Regions from separate parts of the Mus musculus genome. Here regions 1 and 3 are each linked to region 2. A link is a loop called in an ENCODE intact Hi-C map of the cell type or tissue named here. Cell type or tissue: left cerebral cortex. All regions are shown on one strand.

What was found. A loop is a pair of places that touch in the nucleus more often than their neighbours do. Peaks named below come from ENCODE experiments on the same cell type or tissue, not always from the same donor. Only the 100,000 strongest peaks of a DNase experiment are listed, where the experiment ranks them.
Region 1: a loop joins it to region 2, with 5 times the contacts of the local background. A loop is called at or near these places in 3 of 42 quality-filtered maps.
Region 3: it touches region 2 in a loop (20-fold over the local background); 7 of 42 quality-filtered maps call a loop at or near these places.

What each region holds. Positions count from the first base shown.
Region 1 is chrX:164,536,730-164,544,729 of GRCm38, forward strand. It overlaps Asb9 (ankyrin repeat and SOCS box-containing 9), which reads left to right. Exons shown (of 8, transcript NM_027027.2): 8 at 2,811-3,023. The coding sequence ends at 2,935. Among named protein-coding and RNA genes, the nearest start is that of Asb9, 43 kb to the left of the region's middle. In left cerebral cortex, a CTCF peak has its summit at 4,883 (motif pointing right); DNase peaks (open chromatin) are centred at 4,898, 5,192 and 5,403.
Region 2 is chrX:165,324,512-165,332,511 of GRCm38, forward strand. Glra2 (glycine receptor, alpha 2 subunit) reads right to left here and starts at 2,882. Exons shown (of 9, transcript NM_183427.5): 1 at 2,291-2,882; 2 at 1-123. The coding sequence starts at 2,358. In left cerebral cortex, a CTCF peak has its summit at 3,593 (motif pointing right); DNase peaks (open chromatin) are centred at 2,985, 3,105 and 3,581; H3K4me3 peaks cover 1,766 bases.
Region 3 is chrX:166,141,313-166,149,312 of GRCm38, forward strand. No RefSeq gene overlaps it. Among named protein-coding and RNA genes, the nearest start is that of Gemin8, 25 kb to the right of the region's middle. In left cerebral cortex, CTCF peaks have their summits at 4,938 (motif pointing left) and 6,400 (motif pointing left); a DNase peak (open chromatin) is centred at 6,360.

The DNA of each region.
Region 1 (8,000 bases), 790 kb before region 2:
AAATTTCTATGTTATACACATAGAGCTACCTTCTCTTACAGTTCCTCAGGGCCCACAGAAATATTTCAGTTCACATTAAAACAGAAGAAGGATGAATAAAACCTAACCAGAATTATATTCATCTTTATACTAACATAGTTCTAAAATACCAGTTTTAATATTTTTATTGGGAATGTAATATACAGAGGCAACTGTGCCTCAGGGTCTAGCAAATTCACATAGTGTGGTGAATATATCGTTTTCGTATGATGTTATAAGATTTTCAGATTGTCTTCACTGGTATTTTTTTCCTTTCTTCCTTCCTTCCTTCCTTCCTTCCTTCCTTCCTTCCTTCCTTCCTTCCTTCCTTCCTTCCTTTTTTCTTTTTCTTTTTCTTTTTCTTTGTTTTCTTTCTTTCTTTGTTTCTTTCTTTCTTTGTTTCTTTCTTTCTTTCCTTCCTTCCTTCCTTCCTTCCTTCCTTCCTTCCTTCCTTCCTTCTTTCTTTCTTTCTTTTTTGAGGCAGGGTCTCTGTGCCTAGTGCTGGTTATCCAGAAACTTGCTACGTAGATCAGGCTAGCCTTGAAGTCACAGAGATCCCTCTGCCTTTGCATGACTGTTAGTATTAAAGATATGCCCCACCATGCCTGGCTTGGTCACTTTTAGGATTTGGGCGAGGCATTTCTTAGCAGTCCAATAGCCCACAAGAAATGGTCCTAGGCAAGCAAGCAAAAAAAAAAAAAAAAAGACCTGCAGATAGAACACATAAACTTCTGTCCCTGGGTTTCTTTGATGATTCAGCTTACCTGGTGCTCTGTGCTCAGGGAGGCAACTTAATTAAATTGCTGTCTTTCTTCAAGGGTATGGGAACTTGGGAGTCTTAGCTGGAACTTAACTGTGTTCTGAGTTGGGCTTGGCATGGAAGTTAGGAATGGTGGAGATCTCCCTTTTTCTGGAAGCTAAAAGGAAGAATTTCAAAAATATTATTCCCCACCCCTCCCGTGCTTGGCATCTAAAGCATGTTTTCTCATGGCACAGATGGAGAACATGCAATGACTCCCACCAAGCTTGCTCTGAAGTCCTCTTCTTCATTTATCATTTTGAGGGCTACCTACAGTTGCCCCTAATTAGTCATATCCTCTAACACTCCTTAGTGAAGTTAGGTTAACTTCCATTTCTCTCAAAGTGTGTGCTGTGAAGTTTGCTGACCTGTGCCTTGAACATAATCTGATGTTGCCTTCACTTGCAACCAGTCCCTTTTGGAACGTGCTGTTAGCGCTCCATCTAGAGCTTACACACACTCCTTTGACTCTATTCATCTTCAGTTCTTGTTCCCCATCACCCGAGAGATCCAAAACTAAGTTTACCTGTAGCTCATGGAAAGGCTACAGGACAGTAGAAGCCACAGTATCATTTCAACTGCAGTCTCAAGCCTGACTTCATAAGAAAATAACCTGGGGCCCATGCTTTAAAAAAAATCCAGATGCACAGGCACACACCAACAATAATTGAACCAATGTTTCTGGAGTGGGACGCAGCTTCATATAAACTTCTTCAGCTCCAGACAAATCTAAATTTCACCATGGATTGAGAGCTATTGTTTTATAAAATTTATTATGACTATACAGTTTTCTGTTAAAAAAATACCAAAGAAGAATTTCCATTTTAATTTGGTGCAAAGAGTGGGGTGGGGATGGTGATTATACCTTACCTTTTGTAGTGTAATAGGGATTCGAAACCTTGGTGCCATTGATAGCTGGAGTTAGGAGCTGTGCTGTGTGCAGATGCTAGCAACTAGTGCTAATATTTTCCTCAAGTAATGCTAATCAAAAAGTGCCTCGAGATGTTGAGTAATGTCCCCTAGGGAGAAAATACCTTCCTTTTCTTTTTTCCTACCCAGCTTGTTGAGAACTATCACTCTAAAATGCAAGCTCTTGGCTGTTCCCTGTGCATATTTATATTAGTTCACTTTTTCACAAATGAGCTAAAGTTTGGGAAAGCTTAGAGTACAGAATAGAAAAGTAAACACAATTTAACTACATGAACTTATGATTTACTTTGAGCTAAGCATATTTGAATATTTTTAACTTGCTAATATTATAAACATACTTGCATCTAGAAGTATGGTTTAATTTTAAGGTAAACGACAACACCATGAAATAGGAATTTTACTTTTTATGATTGAAACTGTTGTATAGTTGTTAATTCCCACGTTAGTTTCTTTAAACCTCTATTAGTGAGGTGGCTAACTTTTAGATAGTTTTTAGTCTGTCCTAAACTAAAACCCAACCAGGGATGGAGATGGCTGAGCAATTTATGAGTGACTCCTGCATTTGCAGAGGACTGGGGTTCTGTTCCCAGCACCCACATCTGGCAGCTTACAACCATCTTTAACATAGGTGATGCTATGCTCTCTGCTGGCCTCCATGGGTGCCCTCAAGCATGTGCTCATACTATCATGTATACACATACATATAGATAAAAGTATCTGAAAATATCTAATGATCTTACTTCAGTTAAATATAGGAAAAGAGAGATCATGGACTAAAAAATGCCTCCCTCATCTATGCACATAACAATGTAAAAAGAGATCATGAATTTATTTGAAAGAAAGGGCATACAGGAATGTTGGGAAGAAAGGAAGGGAAGAGGGAATTGATGTAATTATATTATAATCTCAAAAACAGAAGTAAAAAATGAAAAAGAAAACCAAGGAAACATGGACTTAAAGTGTTTAGTGTATCTGTATAAGAATGTGATATATAATGTATGATTGAAAAAGGTCGTCCTAGATTAGCAAAACAAGCATGACTTGTCCCATGTTCTTCCTCCAGGACCCCAGTCTTTGAGGCAGCTATGCCGCCTGAGAATCCGGAAATGCTTTGGCATTCGGCAGCATCATAAGATTTCTGAGCTCCTCCTCCCGGAAGACCTGAAGCGCTTCCTTTTACACCTCTAATTGTGGAGGGACTGGATTCGCAAGCAACTGAAAAACAGTGTTGAAACTCTTACCACTGGAGTTTCAAATAAATGAAGGTTTATAATGGTAGACGAGTGGTTTCTTTTGATTTTATTTTTTCTAGTAAGACCCTTATTTTAAAAAGAGCACACAGGGTACTTCATAGTATTGGTTAGAGAGTGTGAAGACTGGTTGTCCTCTGCTTAAACGTGACTGTCTAAAAATAGCTATTGGTCTTGAACATGTCCTACATGCCAATCACCAAGCAAGGAACACTTTATGCATCGTCTAATTGAGCCTTCACAGCTAACTGCCCAGGTGGTACTATTTACTACCTTTGCCAGGTGATACACTGAAGCTCAGACTGATCAATATATCCAATTACTGAGATCAAGGACAGAGGAGCCAGATGCAAACGTAAATTGTCTGCTGTTAGCCTGGACAGTTTCAGCTAAGACAGAATTTTCTGTTGTTATGGTCTTGGCATCTCCATGACATGGAACAGGAGATGAAGGAGGACAGTGTTTCTTTGTTTGTATCTGTGCTCTTAACCTTTTCTCCTTTATGGCACAACTGGCTGCATTAGATGTAGAAGCACGTTTATTTTCCACCTCAAATCCCATATGCGTAGTAAGTATATTCTAGAACTCTGCTGGGCAGTATAGTAGCTGCTCTTCAGAGCTTGCAACTGTGGGTGATTTTCATCACTCTCCCATTCCCTCATACTCAAATATTGACAATGGCTGCAAACAGTTTTAGTTGTTTTTACTAAGATTTGTACTACTGGGTATTCTCAACTGTGTACGATTTGGCATCTAGCTGGTTGTCATATGGTTCACAGGATAGCCTCTCACCCATAACAAAGCATTATCTAGTCAACATGCAAATGGTGCCTAGGTTGAGAGACCCTGAAATACATATATATGGCAAATTAAAACAAAACAGAATCAGTTAAAGCCAAGGAAAATGGAAACTTCACCTTAGTGTCACCGGCCATGAAGTAAGTGTTTCTAACCATTCAGGTGAAGTGGCCACTGTGTTGTATGACCAAGATATAGTTGCAGAAATTTCTATTAGACAGGGTTCCTGAGATAGTTAATGGATTTTAACTGCTTTTCCATTTCAGATTTACACAAAACCTAGTGTGGATGGTTGTAGTTCTTGTTTTGAGAGATGAATTTTGAGGTTCCATTAATATCATTATAAAGAAAATATTGCAGTCATTTAAGGGAAATCGTTACATATGAGATTACATATGGTCTACATGATCTTGAAAGATATATCCGTTATAATTTTCTGGTGCTTCTTAATTTAACTTGCTATATGGAACAAAATACCCATGAAAGGAGTTACAGAGACCAAGTTTGGAGCTAAGACGAAAGGATGGACTATCCAGAGACTACCCCACCTGGGGATCCATCCCACAATCAGCCACCAAACCCAGACACTATTGCATATGCCAGCAAGATTTTGCTGAAGGGACCCTGGTATGAGGCTATGCCAGTGCCTGGCAAATACAGAAGTAGATGCTCACAGTCATCTATAAGATGGAACACCGGCCCCCAGTGGAGAAGCTAGAGCAAGCCATAAGGAGCTGAAGGGGTGTGCAATCCTATAGGTGGAACAACAATATGAACTAACCAGTATCCCCAGAGCTCGTGTCTCTAGATGGTTATGTATGTAGCAGAAGATGGCCTATTCGGCCATCACTGGGAAGAGAGGCCCCTTGGTATTTCAAACTTTATATGCCCCAGTACAGGGGAATGCCAGGGCCAAGAAGTGGGAGTGGGTGGGTAGGGGAGCAGGGCGGGGGGGGGAGGGTATAGGAAACTTTTGGGATAGCATTTGAAATGTATATAAAGAAAATATCTAATAAGAAAAACAAAAAAGAAAAAAAAAAGAAAATGCCTAGAATACGCTTCTAAAAATCACAAGTTATTCCAGAAGATGGCGCTATTGGCACATACTTCCTAAAGCAAAAGCCTTGCTACTCATAAATGTCCAGTCACAAAATGGTTTACAACAGAGCCTCTGGAAATTTCCATTTGGGAATGAAAACTTTGTGATAATAGATTCTACCGACAATGGTTTCTTTCTTTGGTTCTATAACCCATATATTTCTAGTTTGAATAAAAACCCCCCTTACCCCCCAGTCTGTCTGGCTTTTAACTGGACTATCTTTTCTCTACTCAGAATTTATAGATAGCTAATGAACAGAGGCATTCCTGCATTTTTCTAGTTTATTCCGTTCCATTCAGTCACTGAGTTTGTTTATTCAGGGATTATTTAGTGAGTGGCTTTGTCGGTGGCAGTCACTATTCTAGACACTAAGGAGGAAAAGTTAATGAGATTGGCATAGTCTAACAACAGATACGGTTTCCTAGCTCTTACATTGTAGTCAGCCTTTTGCCAAGGGGCAGGAGCCGTGAGCAATTTTGCTAGTGTTTTTCAGAAAACATCAGTTTAGGGCTAGGAAATTGGCCCAGAAAGTGTAGGCATGGCAACCAAGTACCCAGGATGATCCCCGGAACCCATGCAATAGTCGGGCACAGCAACGCACACTTTTCCACCTACTTGGAGCAGGGGCAAAGGCAATCTAGCCAAAATGGCAAATTGCAGGCAGGTTTAGGAAGAGATCCTGTCTCAAAGGAAAAGAAGGGGAGGAGCATTCGAGGGAGGAGGACACTTAGTGTTGACCTTTCGTCTCCACACAGAAAGGGACAAATGTTCATGCATACATACTAAACATATAAACATGAACAGGGTACACACATACACACACACACACACACACACACACACACACACACACACACACAAACAGTAGCCTGGTGTCTCATGTAAAATGTTTCTGATAAACCCTTTCTATCGTAATCCAAAACTAACAGAATTACTAGAAGAATATTACAATTAAGCAAGTCATAAATCCATACAGCAAATGGTCATTGTCCCAAAAATGTCAGCACAATGCCCCTTGTCGCAATTTAGGGAAATGTAAAAGCACTTCACTTAGCGGTAGAAAGAAGTCCTTCTTTAAACGAGCCACCTTTATGAATATGGATGTGATTGCATTTACTAGTGGTGTACATCTATGAATGCTTTGTTAACCAATGCAGTGCAAGCAGTTATATCATCAAAGCTGTATAAATGACACTTAAACACCCCTCCCCACTGTCCTGGCTAGGTTTATGGCAACTTGACATAAACGAAAGTCACTGGAGAGGAAGCAACTTCAATTGAGAAAAACGCCTTAAGCCTGTGCCCAGCTCACCTTCCATGCCAAGCTCTGGGCTGGTGATCTTGAGTTCTATAAGAAAACAGCAAACTATGATGAACAAGCTATTAAGCAGCACACCTCCATGGCCTATACACTAGGAGCCTCCAGGTTCCTGCCCTGACTTTGATGATGAATTGTAATATGGAAACAATAGGCAAAATAAACCTATTCCTCCCCAAGTGGCTTTTGGTTACGTGTTTTGTTTTGTTTTGTTTTGTTTTGTTTTGTTTTGTTTTGTTTTGTTTACAGCATTAAAACCCTTCAGATATCCACTTTAAAGAATGAAGAATGTAAGCTTGGTTTCATGATGCCTTCTTTTAAAACAAGTAAGCATTCTATCTGTTTTCAGATGGCAGTCTAACCTATTATGTAGACTAGTGTGTTGTTGCTTTCCAATATTTTTCTTGTTTTGGAGTAGGTGTACATGGCTAGCATAATTCATGTTATGATAAATGAAGAAAGCAAGAGAAAAGGACAGGAAAAGGATGGCCTTTTAATTCTAGCTTTGGCTCGTGTGTCTGGTACTCCGTGTACCAGTCTGGAGTGGTCAGTCAATAAACAGGCACGTAGGGTTCCGAAAGAAGGGACTCACATGTGCTCAGCTGTCTATTCTGGGCACAGGGGTGGGGCTTTACAATATGATTAAAGGCCAGCCTTCAGGGTTCAAAATAAGATCATGTCAGGATTACATGTTGATAAATAGCTCCTATTTCTCAGGGCTCACAAAAAGATAGGCATGATGAATTAGTGACTCATATTAACCTTAAAACTTTTATCCCCCCTTCACAAACAGGGGTACAGAAAGGCTAAGGGGATTCTAAAACGTCTCAGCAGCTGGTAAATCCAGGCTAACTCGCAGAAGCCTAATCTCTTACCAATCACATGCTTTGCCCTGTCCTTTCTTTAATCAACTATAGAGCTCTGCTCTACAGATCCTAAACACCCTTTCCAGTTTCCTAGTGTCCCTGGAACATGGGTTGGGAAGCAGCTCTGTAAGTCATAGGTTTCACTGTGACACTGAGAAACACTGTTATGGTGTAGACATTACACAGCGCTTTCTAGGATCACATGATTCAGCCTGAGAGAACCCAAACTTGGTAACTCTTGGGGCAAGTCAACCCCTGCCTTCCAGTGAGTCGAGTAGATACAGTACAGCTCCATCTTGGAAGATTAAGCTTGGTATTGCATATTAACTTGTTTTTATGAGCCAAGAACACTGTGGACTGACCTTGTCAGTGACCAAAATTCCCCTGTCATGGGATAGGGTGACAGAGATATTACCTATACTTTAGACAACAGTGACTACTCATTTGCTGCTCCTGAGTTCGCTGTTTTCTTTCCATCTGTAATCATCTTAGGCTGCTACCCAACAGATTATTACACATTTACTGGATTAATGCAACACAAATTGCTTATCTCATCATTCCTATAGGTCTGAATTTCAGGTGTAGAGAGCTAGATTCTTGGTTTCTACAGGACTGGAACAATAGTGTATTAGAGACTTCTTTCATCTCTGACTCAATAGCTGAGAAGAAGCAACTTAAGGGAGGGAAGTTTTACTTTGCATTATGATTTAAGGAGATACAGTCCATTGTGGAAGGGAAATCATGACAGAGAGCAGCTTTCAGCTGAGGCACTCGACTCCTGAGGCTGCTGGCTTACATCTCAGTGGACCGGGGAGCGGAGAAAAAGGAACACTGACATTGACTTTCTCCTAGTTCCTTTTTTATTCAGCCTGGCTATGCTGATGGATAGTGCCCCCAACCCCAAACTCATGGCAGGTCTCTT
Region 2 (8,000 bases):
GGCCTGATTCTTGCATCATATCCTGATGTTCTTCCCATTAATTTATCCAAGAAATCTGAAGGAGATAGGGTCTGCGAGGGATGTTTTCCAGACCTGGAGTCATGGTCTTTGCAGAAAGCTTCCCTAAACACATTATTACCTCTTTTAGTAAGAATTACCCTTTCATTTTCTTAGAACTAATACAGAGCATTTGAACCACAATTTGCAAAAGATATTTAATACAAGAAGAAAAATTTGAGGTCTTGATCAACTTCTCAACTTGAACAATTTTTAAAGTTAACTTTAACTGAATGAGAAGAATCAATCCTGAGCAATGTCAACCAAGTTGCTGAACTTTATATTTTGTTGAAGGTGGGATAATGTATATTGATTCAGGTTCCAGATTTGTGGATGTACAAAGGATTTTTGTTTTTAGAATTATCAGAGAACTGAACACAGTTATTTAAATTCACATGATAACATAATATCAATTCTTCATGGCTATAAAAATCATTACATTTCAGCTTTAAGCTTATCTTTTACCATTTATGAGAAATATATAATAACAAGATGGACTGAATAATACAGTTAATTATTACATGCTTATTTTCTCACTTGCTACCATTCTATTGCAGCTATCAGCATTAGTCTTTTCCAGTGTGTTATCTGAAAAAAGAGCCTTTACTTGGTATTTTACCACCATTTTAAAATAGAACCATAATGAGTATGTTACTTGAATTATTTTCTCAGTTCTTATTCATATATGAATATGTAAATTGCTGATTCTCCAATAGCTCATTAATGGAATATCATTTCTAAGGCATTGGACCTTTTACATTATCAAAAACAGGAAAAGGTAATCAAAAATTTCTCAGATTTTTATATCCATTTTAGAAATCATAAAGTGTATATAAAATCACATATTTGTTTTATAAGATAAATTCTTTCATAATACATTTCTAGTTGACTGAATGTCACTAAAGTGTTTGTGTGTACATATATGTATATGCTGTATATATATATATATATATATATATGCATGTGTTTTAAATAATTTGTTACTTCTGCCATTAAGATAATACAACACTCATATCAATTTTTCAAATCAGAGGTATTAATTATAAGTGCAAAGATGTTATGAACATTTGGTGGGAGTTAAAAATTGATTTAGTCATCCAGAAATACTCACATTTCCATATGCAGATTCATCTGATTAATTGAATATTATTTTACTATGATGGTGGTTGGAATGAGGCTGATGATGATGATGATGATGTTGATGATGATAATGATGATGGTGGTGGTGATGATTCTAACAAAAACCCAGCCTACAATCTTTCTTAATGATAGTAAGAGGTGTAAACCTGAAAAGAACATAGGGGTTTTTCCCAGTACCCATAGCATTATTTCTATGTGTTCAATTTCTCCTGGTTCTGTGAAAAAATAAAATAAAATCTTTTAAAACATTAAATGACCTATATTTTGTTTTAATAGCATTTTTTTTTATGTCTAGCCTGTCTTAGACTCTATGTCATTAACTGGATATTTCACTCACTGCCAATAAAACTGATTGAAGTATCAATTGATTTCACAATTAGTAAATTATATAGAGAATACAAGCATGCAAATATGACATCTCACTTGTTTTAATTATCCACACCCCATTTCTCATACAGACATAAGTACAAAGATGTCATTTTTAATTAAATTTTGATATGCAATCAATTCTCAAATAGACCGAACAAGAGGATAGAGTTGCATAAAGATATTTACTACTTGAAAAAAATGTCTAAATCATAGACTTCATAGTACAATTTTAGTTAGTGAGATATAAGAGAAGTCCCAAGTTGGCTGAGAATCAGCGTTCTTATTTATTTTACATCAAATGAGCGTGCTCCTGGGGAATTAATCCAATCACTTCCACCATATGAAAAAAGGAACATTGCACCCAATAATCCCTTTAAATGACTTCCAGAAGAATTTGAAAGCTAAAGATATCAACCTTACACAGTAATGTAAAGAGCACACAACTCACTAGTCTAATCTTAATATCACATTGACGGCGAAAATGTGTGCCAAAATGCATAAAGTGCAGCTATATAACATAAAACTTGCTTTGGTGAACATTTGCCTCCCTCCCACCATAATTAAGCTTTTTTTTTTTTTTTTTTAATGAACAAAAGAAAGCAAACTCTCCTCTCCGACATTGGAATAGTAGGATTTAGGGAACAAATAGACAGATCATTACATACTTTCTCTTTCAAACAGTTTTCATGTGGAAAATATAAGCATGCAAAATCATTTCACCTACCTGAAGTGGTTTGTCCCTAAGAAAAATGCAAACAAGGCTGTCAAAATGTTCACTAGCTGCCGGTACATTCCTGTTTCTGTGATGGTTGTGGAAAATATCCCGAAATGATTCCAGAAAGGAGACTAGGACAAAGTGCCTATTTATTGTCCAGACTCAAAATCTGGCAGGAATCTAGTTTCCTTGAAAATCAAAAAGAGATTTGGGGTTGTACAGTTTGCTGAGAAAAAACAAAAAGTGCCAGTCTTGGGCATCATGGTCAGGTCAAACCAAGACTCAGAACCATCAGTTAGCCCAGGAGAGACAAAGCCTCAGAACTGATGAATCCCCTAGCTGCTTTTCCTGAATAATAAAAATGCTGTTACCTTAATCGCATCACCATGCAAAGGGGGCTGGTGACAATGCCACGCTGGAAGTCAGGCTGCTGTAGCTTTTGTTTTATATCTTTTCTATTCAGCAAAGCCCCTCTCCTTAGGAAATGTTCTCTTTTAAAAAGAAGTTGCAAATGAGGGAGAAGAAAAGACTCTGTATATTGAAGTGTTTGGGGGAAAGAGGGAAAAAATGCTGCGATCCTGTGCTGGAATGAGAGCTACAGAAAGAGACGGAGACGTGATCTTACCCAGCCTATAAATTTCAGCACTCGGACAGCTCCTAGCTCTGAAGTGCGCATGTTTCCTTTTTCAGTAGCTTGGGGCGGGGGTCGGAGAGAGGCTTTTGAGAGGAGATGAGCCTGCTGTTGAAATGCAGAGTGACTGATTCTTTGGTAAGGGGCTACTGAAAGGAGTGCGATAACAACTATGGCTAGAGTCTGTGTAGAGGGAAAAGGTGAGGCTAGGGTCGAGCTCCCAGAAATGCCTGTGGGTAGGCGGGAAAGGAGTTTGAAGCAGAAGAGACTGAAAGAGGATTAAAAGTATCAGAAAAGTAAACTAGGACAACAGAGAACAAGATCCAGGGAACTGAAATTATAATAGGGATATAGGAAGTCAACATCTAGTCAGCGGAAGCTAGAGGAAAAGCGAAGTCCTGTGCTGAAGGCTGAAGTGGAGAGTGTATTTCCTCGGCATAGAGAAGCTTTCACGTACAAAAAAAAAAAAAAAAAAAAAAAAAAAAAAGGTGCGCGGAGATCAGCAATTTAGAATATCTTCTGCCTTTCTCAGCTCTTGAGTGTTTTGTTTTGATTTTAGCCTCTTGTTCCTAACTGATCTATCTTCCTACTTGGGAAAGTTCGTTCTACTGTTCAGTGCATAAAATCTTGGGGCATCCTCAAGTCGCAAGTAAATACCAAAAGGGAAAGAAAAGGACAGTGAGCCAGCAGGGGGCAGTAGCAATCTTTTCCTGCCCGAATTAAGGTTTGAACAGGGTTCCATGATAGAAATGGAGCAAGAAAAAGTGAAGACTGGGGGCTTAGTCTCACCATTGCAGTACAGAGTGTTAATCACCAATAAGGGTCAAATAATTAAGTGGATTTTTCCTCTTCCCACACTGGCTGAAAACTGATTGAAAGTTCCTGAGTTCAGTTCAAAGCATATCACATAACCTGCTCTCTCCAAATGAATTTACCAATACTATTAATAAAAAGAGAAAGGGGAAATATTTTAACAGTAGTAACTAGTTTCCCTTGAAAATGTGCACTTACGATGAAGTGGGTGAGGAACTTGCATTTGTCCATGAAATATCACTCCTTAGCCACCTTGGCACTCTACCACAGGACTTGATTTGAGAATGCTTTACTATTGTTAAATTTATCCCATAAATGACAAGCTTATCCTTGGGTTGGCTTGAATATCAAAGAAAAGTCACAAAAATTTTATACTTTTTCAAAAGTAGATTCTGAGAGGAAAAAATATCTAAGTTCTTTTCATTTTTTTTTTTTTTAACACAGGAAGGTCCCAAATTATGATACTGTAGACCCGAGGAGAAATGAAGAACTAGAATACAGTCTTTAGGAAACCAAATGTCTGCAGGCTAGGTAAAGAGGCTATGCATGACAAAAAGACAGAATAGGAGACAATCTTGGAGTCCACTGTGTCACAGGAGAAAAACTGTGAAACAAGACCAGTGGTATTACAAAACATGGACTTGTCAAGTAAGATAAAAGTAGATAAAGAATTCATTAGCAAACTGAATGAGAATTCTTTCTGTGACTTAAAAGGTATAGAATCTAAATTGAGAGGAACTGAGAAGTAAAATAAATAGGGTAAACTAGATGCTCTCTAAATCGTCTTCCAGATCTCAAATAATAGTGTCACAATTCTGTGCTAGCATCTGGGTGTTTCTTTTACAACTCACTCCATTTAACTCCTTCTAGTATATTAACTTGGCTCTGTTTTGAAAGAAGGGGTGAAAATTTGTTTTACTTTGAGCATAATTACAGTATTATATTTGGGACAGTCATTTTTTTCTACTATTATCTCTTCTTTATTTTGGGGATATTCTTAAGTCTTCACACTCGCATGTACACATGAGTACACACGGCCTTTTCCATACTGAATTAACTGAAGAGGTATATTTCCGGGAACTGATCTTATTTTGGCTGGAGTATCAGGCCTGCAGAGATACAATCAGGTCTAGAGTTTCTGTGTGGTGTAGATGATCTTTAAAGTGAACAGATTCAAAACTGGAATAAAGGGATGTCTCACACTACACCATAGAGTTTTTGTTTGTGTGTTTGTGTTTAAAATGAGGCACTTTTTTCCTAAGTTTAAGTATTATTAAAACAAATGCATGGAATTTATTTTGAATGTAAGCAGAATGTATGACTTTGATATATTTTATCTCAGGAAAGATTCAGAAACTCTTATTGTCTGAGTGATATAAAATGCTGGTGAAAGGTCACTCAGAACCTTGCTGTTCATTGTATGACCGTGGGCCAAATCCATGGTCATTAGGTAAGAAGAACTTATTAGAAATCTCTATTAGACAATATTATGATACTATAATTTCCCTAGTCTTTTCCTGTAAACTACAGATACACACACTCACACGTAGACACACAAACATATATATGACTTAGTCATCCATCTGCTTCTTTGATCATTTCTGCTTCATATCTCTATATATCTTTAAATTCCTCCCATGATTAAACATGTTTGAAAATCCCCTCTGACCTTCTTCTGTAGTATCTACTCCACTGTCACCAACCAATGGACAAAGCACGCTCTCTGAGATGTCTTTTTCATGCACCTCCACAATGAGGTTTTCACAAAGCTCCATTGATTTGTCTTCTATTTGTCGTCTACCTTTTTTTTTTTCATCTTAACTTCTCCAATCCCAGTTGTGAGATTTTGATGCTGTTGTGTTATGCACCTTACTAGTCCACTAGAACCAACAACCTCTTTAAATATGCTCCAAGCAGAATGAAGGATTAAAATTAGAATCTGATTATGCATAACCTCTAATTAATGCTATGGTTCACCACTGATCTTTGGGTACAAAAAGAAAATTATTTAATATGTTCAAAAAGTCCCACATAATCTGATTATACTTACACTTTTCCTCATCTTGACCCTTTTACAGCCTGTCCGTTTTAATCAGTTTGAGCTTCTTGGGCTTGCTGTAGTGTTTAATCTCATAGAATGCTCAACTACATTCAAAAAGTCTTTCCTCATGAAGACCTTAACTTATGTGGGATAAAAATGGGGTCCAGCGTCCAGCCCAGGGCTTGGCTGCTGGGTGAGGCAGGACGTGGGAAGTCCAACTGTGTAGACCCCATGCTGCTGCCAGGTAAGGCTCGGGGTCTCAAGGCCTACACGGAGGCCGATTTTGGCAGGGCCTAGTTCTTGGACACCACAGATGCTCCTAGATGTCAAGGAAGCTGAGAACAGAGTGTGGGCCCAAAGGAGGGGCTGGGGGGGAAAGCACAGGAGGAGGGAACTCTGGCAGGTTCTTGCAGGGAGGAGAGTCTTTGTCTTGCTGGGCCGGGTGGCATGGTGGTGGTGGAAGGAGCTAGGAATGAAGGGGCCTCCTGGCTGGAGGTTAGATGGGCAGATCTTTAGAGGAAGACTTGCTTCACTGCTCCAGTGCTGTGGATCCTGATGAAATGAGGCAGTCCATGGTTTTAAGGCATTTATTGTAGAAAGGCAGAGAGAAGGAGAGAGTAAGGAAAGAGGGGCCAGATATGGCCACGTGGAGAGGCAGGGTGGGGGGAGAATGGAGAGAGATGGAGAGAGACAAGCAGGAAGCAGGAGAAAGAGCAAGAGAGTAAGAGCAAGAGAGCAAGGAGGGGGCAAGCAGCTCCTTTTATAGTGGGCTGGGCCTACTTGGCTGTTGCCAGGTAACTGAGGGAGGAGGGCACCTGGCTGATGACAGATAACTGTGGGGGTGGAGTCCAGACAGAATACCAGGAGCTTGGCTCCTTGTCTACATGACTGATGGCCACAGAATTATGGAGCTGGGGCCTCCTGTCAGGAGTCTAGTGTCTGGGAGCATGGCAAACAGCCCTTGCAAATTAATCTTCCTGGTCTCCGGGGTTTAAACCTAGCTTGACCAGAAAACAGGCTGCCTTTCATGGTCCCACAAACTTACACAATTCTATCAGCTCTTTCTACTATAAGGAAGTTTAATATTCCCAATCTCTGATTCATGAACCATAGTTATCATTTCATGAATAGTCTGGTATGATTACCTAGTGTTATGCATTGGATGCAGAATGACTCTCAAATCATAAAATATTGGGAGTTTGGGTCTCAATGCAATCAATGTTCAGAGACAGAGTTTGGTGACCATGATTGGATCAAAATAGTTTGAACTTCTCAATGGATTAACCTAGTAATGAGCTCATAATTTAATGTCTAGTAAAAGGTGGTAGAAACTTTAAGAAGTTGGTTTTACTTGGAGGAACTAAGTCACTCGAAGTGTGTCCTTGTAGGCTATATCTTGTACCTTATTCTTTGTTTTCCTTGTGGCTACCATGATGTGTCACATAAAAAGAGCATTTATTGTATCATATACTCTATCACCATAGTGTTTTACCCCAACACAACCTCACTACGACAAGGTCAAGCAATCATTGGCTGAAAGTTCTGAAACAACAAACCAAAGATATCTTTTTTCTCTTTTGAGTTGGCTCAGGCATTTTTTTTTGCAGTGACTTATATGCTTAGATAAGCTTTATGATGAACAACAATAGCAGATTCATTCCATTAATTCACTCCCATATATTCAGTGCTAATGACAACACATAGAATGATGATGATGATAGTAACTAGGGTACAATTTTAAACATACACTCAGAAATGCTGATAAATGTCATAATATAAATAGTTCTATAGACCACAAGTTAATTCTACAAATGTACTTATTACAAATCAAAGATTACGATTATGAACATTTGAAAGGAAATCACATTCAGTGGATCAGAAGATTTTAACATGAAATAAAAATCAAAATAGAGAGTTACAAATCTAACTTACTTATACTAAGTTCTACTTCTAAGACTTGTTGGTTATGTGACCATGGGCAAATCATTTCATCCTTCTGAGCCTCATTCTCATATTGTGTATCATGTCAATAATGTTATCACTTCAAATCATAGCTAAGAAAGGATTTCAGGTTATTATTCTCAGTTCCTGGAATCTACTTGTTGTTCAAATTTAGGTTTTGACTTGGTTCTTTGGAGAATTCTACTTTCAATGACAGTAAGACTCAGGAGCTTTGAAAAGGTCTTATTTGCAAAGCAATGAACATCCTGAAGTCTAGTCTTTTTATGCATATA
Region 3 (8,000 bases), 820 kb after region 2:
CTTGGTGATGAACAGCAATATGGAAGTGTAAGCCGAATAAACCCTTTCCTCCCCAACTTGTTTCTTGGTCATGATGTTTGGGCAGGAATAGAAACCCTGACTAAGACAACAGGATAGCAAAAACAATTCTTAACAATAAAAGAACGTCCAAGAGAATCACCATCCCTGACCTCAAACTGTACTGCAGAGCAGTAGTGATTAAAAAAAAAAAAAACTTCATGGTATTGGTATAGAGACAGGCAGGTCAATCAATGGAATATAATTGAAGACTCAGAAATAAACCCACACACTTATGGACACTTGAACTAAAATTCTGAGTTTATCATTCCCAGGGCTTTTACTTTCTCTTGTATTTCAGATGTCATCCAATATCTTTTCATTTCTTTGAAAGCTCTTCTGAAACAAATCTATTCTGTTCATCTTAAAACAGTTTTAATTTTAGTCTTAAATTTAAAGAAACATATTCTCTTGATGTAAATGTTGATGTCCATTTGAAATTATTCAGTTTGTTGGTTTTTATCACGTATAGGATTTTGCTTTTTTTTTTTTTTCCTTTCAGTGCTTTAAAATTGTCATTCCAAGCTAAGCATGGCGGCACACATCTCTGATTCCTGCCGTTAGGAGACTGAGTTAGGATAATTTTTGAGTTTGAGGGCAGCCTAATTATAGTGTTCCTTACCCACAAAAATGATAAGACAGGGCTGAGGAGGTGGTTTAGTGGTTAAGGGCTTGCTATGAAAGTAGACTGCAATTCCAATGTCCAGAACCCAGATGAATGCCAAATGCATGGTGACTAGCCTGTAATTCCAGTCCCCAAAGGTAAATACTGGGGACCCCCAAAGCAAACTGGCTAGGGAAACAAACTCTGGATTTGTTTGAGAGACCCTTCCTCACTCAATAAGGTAGAATAGCAATTGAGTGTGGTTTTTAGCATCAAACTCAAGGCTCCACATACATACAAACACACATGTACCCACAAACCCACATATGCCCATACACATGCAAAGAAGGATATACACATATACATGAAAACAAGAAAATGGCATTCCATTGCCTCTAGGTCTTATTTCTGTTGGGAAGTCATCCTTCATGATGTTTTCTCATGTATCCCTCTCCTCATCAGTTGCTTTGAAGATTTCCTGTACCTTTGACCAGGCTGTGGCTACCTGTGTTCTTCACTGCATTTTTCCTGTTGGATGTTGACTTCGTTTCCTACACTCACAAATTTATGAACTTCACCGCTGGGAAACTTGTAGCCATTAGCTCTTCAAATTCTTTTTTCATTTCTCCCTTTCTCTCTCTGATCTTAAACACCAATTACACATATGCAAGGTCACTTTATATCGTCCCACCCATCAGTGAGAGCTGTTCGTATGTATTTCAACTTCTTTTCTTCCCTAGTCATTGTGTTTGAATAATTTCTACTGAGGTGTCTTGAAAATTCCTCCATCCTTTTGTTTCCCTGTTCCAAGCTGCTGTTAAAGCTATTCAGTAAATAGTTACTTCTCTCCTTATAATTCACAGCTTTAGATTCTTATGTGATTTCTTTTGTAGTCTGTCTTTCTATACTTCTGTTCCTCATCTTTTTATTTGTTATAATTCTTCCTTTAGGTTCTTGGGCATGGCTAGTAATAGTTTACAGAGTTCCTGTTTGTGAACTCAAGTCTGTTTCTATTCACTACTTTCTTTCCTGCTTCAGGTCATATGTTTCTACATTTTAAAAAAAATCTATTAAGTGTGTGTGTGTGTGTATGCAGAAAACCACTAGTTGGACATGTGTGGAAGTCAGAAAACCACTAGTTGGGAATTGGTGCTTTCCTTCCATCTTGTTTGGAAGGAGAGTCTCCGACACTGTTTCAGTCCCTGGGGCTATGTACTCCAACCAAGCTGGCTTGTAAGCGTCCATAAAGTCTCTCATATCTACCTCTCATCTTGACTTATTGTATCTGACTTTTATATTTGGGTTCCAGGAATCAAATTTGGGTCATTAGGTTTGTGAAGCAAGCATTTTTACCTACTTAGCCACCTTTCTGGACATTTCTGTTTTTGTGGATAGATGGAATTTTCTATTCTATATTGGACTCTGTGGATGGTATGCTTTAAAGATTTTGCATTCTCTTATCCTCCGTGAAATATTATTGGGCTTTGTTTTAACAGATACATAAATGACTAGCTTATAACCTTGAACTTGTGAAGGCTTGATTTTACACTTTGTCAGTGTGGATCTGTTTCATCCTTAGTCTCAAGGCTAACCCCAGTCTTATAAAGCAGAGTAGCTTTCTCTGCTGTTTCAAAGGAAATCCCCAAGTGCTTACTAATGTCAAAAATTATTCTCTCTCTCTCTCTCTCTCTCTCTCTCTCTCTCTCTCTCTCTTTCTCTCTCTCTCTCTCTGTATGTCTGTCTCCTGGTATTCTTTTTTTATATTCTTAGATTTTCTTTGGTGCAGGCTCAAAGAGGGGTTCTGCATAAGAGTTAAGTGGAGATTGCATGCATATTTGTATGCATTCATATGGTGTTTATATTGGATTTAATGGGAGATTACATGCAGCTTCCCTAGTGACTCCTTTTAGGATTGTACCAAATTCCAGCAACTCTTGAATCTCCTAACTTGATCCTCTGACACCCCTAGCCAATATGACATCAGCTTTCAGATTGAGTTTTAGCCTTGACTGAAGAATGCCTTCAGGAGAAAGCTGTGTGTATTTGGCTTTTCCCCGATGCAGCCACTGTCTCTCAAGAGTCAAATCCAATTTCTGCCTTCTTTTGTCACCCCTTTGCCTTATCATGGTTTGAATGTGCACTGTCCCCCACAGTTCAACTGTCAACTCATGTGTTTGAATACTTGGTCCCTATTTGTACTCTTTGTGGAAGAGTCTGGAAACTTGAGGAGGTGGCATCTTTCTGGAGACACTGACTCAGGAGGAAGGGGGCTGATCTTGAGATTTTATAGCTGAGGTCTGCTTCCAGTCTTCTCTTTGCCTCCTAAGTGCAGACAAAATGTGGCCAGCCATTTCCTGCTCCTATTGCAATGCTTTCCCTACCCTGGTGGACTCCACCCTCAAACTAAAAGATAAAGTAGACTCCTCATAAGTTTCTTTTGTCAATACAGTTTGAATAGTATTGCTTCCGTAGACTCTCCATGCATAGACATGGGCTTGAATGCATGACCCATAGGGAGTGGCATTATTAGGAGGTGTGGCCTTTTTACAGGAAGTTTGTCACTATGGAGGTGGGGATTTGGGGTCTTAGGTGCTCAAGCTATGTGCCACACACACACACCCCAGCATGACACACAGTTTCTCCCTGTTGCCTGTGGATCAAGACATAGAGTTCTCAGCTCCTTCTCCAGCACCATGTCTGTCTGCACACTGCCATGTTTCCTGCCATGATGATAATTGACTAGACCTCTGAAATTGTAAGCCAGTTCCAATTAAACGTTTTCCTTTATAAACATTGCTGTGCTCAAGGGTGTCTCTTCACAGCAATAAAACCCTAACTAAGACAGTCAGGTATTTTGTCACTGCAGATGGAAAAGTTATTAATATGTATCTCTTCACTATCAATATTATGTCAAGAATTTATAATTTATGTTTATAAGAAGTAAGACTGGTCTAAATAAACTATTTCACAGTAACTAAAACTGGATTTCATCTATGCAAGTGGCTTGGAAACTTGCTCTGTCCATGTACCAATTTAGCTTCAACATGCTCCTGTGTAATTAGGATTTTCTTCTTCTACAATATAAGTTTTCAGGTCAAGCATAACTTCTCAAATAAACTTCTCATTATATTCGCGGCTGAAGCATGGAAATCGCTAACATCCTTAGCTTTTTCGTTTTCTTACTCAATTAAGATGACAGTCTGGTTGGGAGCACCAAAGTAAGACTAAGTGGCTTTTGTGAAAATGTGGGATTTCACACGCTATTCCACTGAGAGTGCGTGTGATTTCTCTCTCCTGGCTGTACATTAAGCAATCTCCCAACCTTCACCTACAGAGCCCCTCCTCAGATAGCAAAAAGCAGCTTTCAGGCATGTCCCCATTCCTCAGAAGGCATCCCTTTACCCACTAGTATTTTCTTTGCAGGAGCTCTAGGGAAAGACAAAAATTGACACTAATGGTAACTCTTTACCACATATCACAGCTCACCATTACTCAATATTTCCAGCACACTCTGTGATTTACAAACACAGTAAAAGAGAAGAGCTTGACACGATGTTGTAACTCTATGGAGGAATTCTTCATATATATCACTAACTGATAAACACCCTCTCTATTCAGAGACTACTCAGAATGTTTCTCCTAATATACTCTTTGGCAACTCTAACCATTTAGAGTAGATAAAGATTCGAAGTATTCGTTATCAGATCTGACAGGAATTTATATTCAGAGTTTTGTGAGGTATTTTTAGTTCTGGGATTTTTCTAAGCAGTTCCATCTCCTAGAAAAGGAAATGTCTCCTCACACTTTATGGCTTTGTTTATTATTCACCATGGAGAGTCAACAGCTGAAATTATATGACTACAAAATGAGACTCCCCTTTAGTCATCGTCTGTGGGACACAGATTTGCCTGGCTTCTCATTCCACTATTGAGTTCCAGAAGTGGAGCTGCAATTGTCTTTCCTCAGGACACCTGCGCCCCCACATTAAAAAGCTAAGCATACTGCAAAACACGAAATTCTCGGAGCCTCAGATCAGTAACTACTCAGCGTCAGAATCTACAAAACATTCCACCACAGTTCTCCTTAACGTGAATTGAAGAACTAGCTGAAAACCCAAGAAATAAAATTGATTGATTGTGTCATGTCATACTAACCTCTTTTAATCAAAAGCATATATTGCGAGAGATACAAGACATGTTTATTTCAAACAGCATGCATTTAGGTAATTCCCCACTTATTGCTGGACCAAAGCACACAACCACCACCACCTAGAGGTAAAATAGCTGGATGGCAAATGAGGTGGTACCTGTGGTTTGTTTAAGAGTGAATGCAATGCTTTTAAATCAAACCTTAAAATTTTAAGTTATAGCATAATCCACGATGAAAATCAGACATCTGTCAGGTGGCCACAAGATAGTCTGTACTATTTGAGTTTTTCAGAAGCTGTAGTCAAAACCCAGAAATTCTAGACATTTCCTCCATGTTTTCAGAAATAATTGACTCTTATGCACAAGCATGATCCACAAATATTCACTCAGTAACAAGGCAAGGCTAAATAAGAAAGATAAAAAGGGGGGGCTTGAAAGTGACATATTTCAGCCAAAGACAGAGTGTGCTTGCTACAAAATGCATTGCATTTAGAAAGTAATACTAATAAAAAATTAGAAAAGAATAACCCAGCTGGAAATGCCAGGGGCAAGTGATGTGGTAAAGATGACATCTACATTGATGAAAAGAGATAAAAGTTGGGCTCAGCTATGTGACGCAATGTATCCATGTAGACTGAGTGAAAAACCTGAGAGATAGCTGTGGATTAAGATGAAAGACAAACCTGGACATCAGATAACAGCCTAAAATAAGTGCTAGACTGCCACAATACAGTTTTCGAAAAGCAACACGTATGCAATGGAGAGACGGGACAGAAAGAAAGACCTCATCTTTTTCCAGTAAATCTCTGGGGCCTGTCTGGGTCTGCAATGTAAAATAATGTCACTAGCAAAGATGAGGAAGAAAATCCCTCTTTCCTCAGAAGGAACAAGCATGACATTTGAGAACTACACTTCCTGTGACCCAAGAGCTCTGCATACTGATTCCCTTAGTCTTACCAAGAAGACTGGAAGAATAGTACATTCACTTTAAAAACCGAAAAGTAGCATTCAGCTGTCAATTATCACGCAGCGCTCTGCACAAGCGCTTTGTGAGCATCGCCTCATTTCATCTTAACAGCCCTTCAGGTAGGCACTAGCTCCAGTTTCCAGAAAATACAAGTATTGATGGTGATAACCCTTCCTTTTAGATCTAAATGAGCAGGGTGTGGAACCCCATTTTATGAAAACTCCTCTAGGGGCTTACTTTCTTGTGGTTGTCTCTGCCTGTGAATGGCTGCTTTCAACTGAATCGGTGTAGCTTGCTGTCTTGATTATTCCATGTTGTTGTTTTGTTTTTTTCTTCTTCTCCTTTCAGTTATACTCTGCACATTTTAGTAAACACACACATTTTTTTTTCACTTCTTCAGTCTCAGGCACCATATTTCGAGGCCTCGAGAGGCGATATGGCTGAGGGCATTGTTCTGGACATCACAGATGGAGGACCCTTCTGGCAAGCCTGAGAGTTTCGTTAGGCAGTGGTTCTTTCTCATCGCTCAGGCGATCCCCACATCCTGCTAGCTCTTGCTCGTGTGTCACCATTAGAAAGTGGTGGTGTGCTCCTCTCGTTCTTTTTTATGTTGGACTGCCATCTGCTGTGCCATTTATAAAAGAGAAAAATGCACGGCATTGTTTGGAGCAAAAAGACCGTGAACAAAGCAGGCGATGTTGTTTCGTGGGGTTTTTTTTTTTTGTTTTGTTTTGTTTTTTTGTTTGTTTGTTTGTCTGTTTGATTTTGTTTTGTTTTGTTTTGGTTTTTGGATTTTTTTTTTGTGCTGTCCATGAGAAAGCAACTTCTTTCTAGTACGGGTACCCGGTGCAGGTGAAGAACTATCTGAGTTCTCAGCCATGATTCTATTCACTCTGGAGACCTGTTTAGACAACCAAAAGCTTCATTCCATAATCAAGGCACCAGCTGCTTGACAAACTTTCTAGAAGCAGCAAGTCTTTTAAAAAGTGCTTGTTCCCTGCTCTCCTGTCCTCTCCGCTGAATGCTAAAGCACGACTGTGACAAGGATGCAGCACTCTTTTCTTGATGAGAGGAGGTCTTCCATATTCCCAGCTAATGATGAATTTGCTTTTTAAGGAAGGATAACCTTGAACTTCTGTTTCCCCTGAGTGTTGGGAATGAAAAGTGTGGTTCACCAGACCCTGTGTATATGGGGTTGGGGTTGAATCCAGAGCTTCCCACATGCTAGACAAGCACTCTATTAACTGAGCTGTAACAAGCTCAGCTTCTGGCATTCAAACTGCCAACATTTCTTCCTTTGCAACTTTGATAGTAAGATGTAAACACTGGAAGCCAGATGATCCCTATGTGCCTGCCCTGAACTCTCCTGGGAAGCTTTGGATATCCAGTTCCACTGAAGGACAAGAGCTCAGTCAGTAGGACTTGAACATTGTTGACATCCCCCCAAAGGATCCCCACATTCTGAAGGGCCAGGCCCAAACCTTAAACACAAGATGGTGGTATAAAGATGCCAAAACCTGACTTGCATAAGCACCGCCCAGGGAAACTTTGGAAAAGAAGGAGGAGGGAGGGAGGAAGGGATGGAGGGAGGGAGGGAGGGGGAGAGGAGGGGGGAGAACTGGAAAGGAAAGAAAGAGAAAGGGAAAGAAAATAAGTAGATCCCCAGGCCCCTCACCAACCATGCCTAATATCTGGGCTTGGGGCTAAGTTACTTGTATTTTTCTAATAAAACATAAGGAATTTCCAAGGGAAGACAGTTCTGTAAACACATGCCTGTCATCTTTCAGGGACCACAGCAAAATGGCCAAGGGAGATAAATTTGCTCATCTTCTGGGGCTTCAACACAGCAGTTTCACTTAAACTTCAGTTCCACACACTTCCCTCAAGTATCCATTGCCCCCAGGACCTTCCCAGCCTTCTTTGGGTTTAGGGATTAGCTCTACATTCTAAAAGGAAAACTAAAATAAAGCTGAGCTCTAGAGAACTGTTCAGTTTGACAATCCTTAGGCAATGCACCATTTTCTGTTCTGCCTCAAGATTAGACTTCTTTCTCCTTAACACCCAATCCCTTGCAGTTGAATCAACAGACACGGTGTCTGGCCTTATGTACGGTAGATGCCTGATAACTGTATGGAAGTGGATGACAAGTGTGTAGAAGTATGCCTGGATTAACAGTTTGATATTTAAAACTTGTTAACGGCCTTTTTTACTTATACTTGGTTTC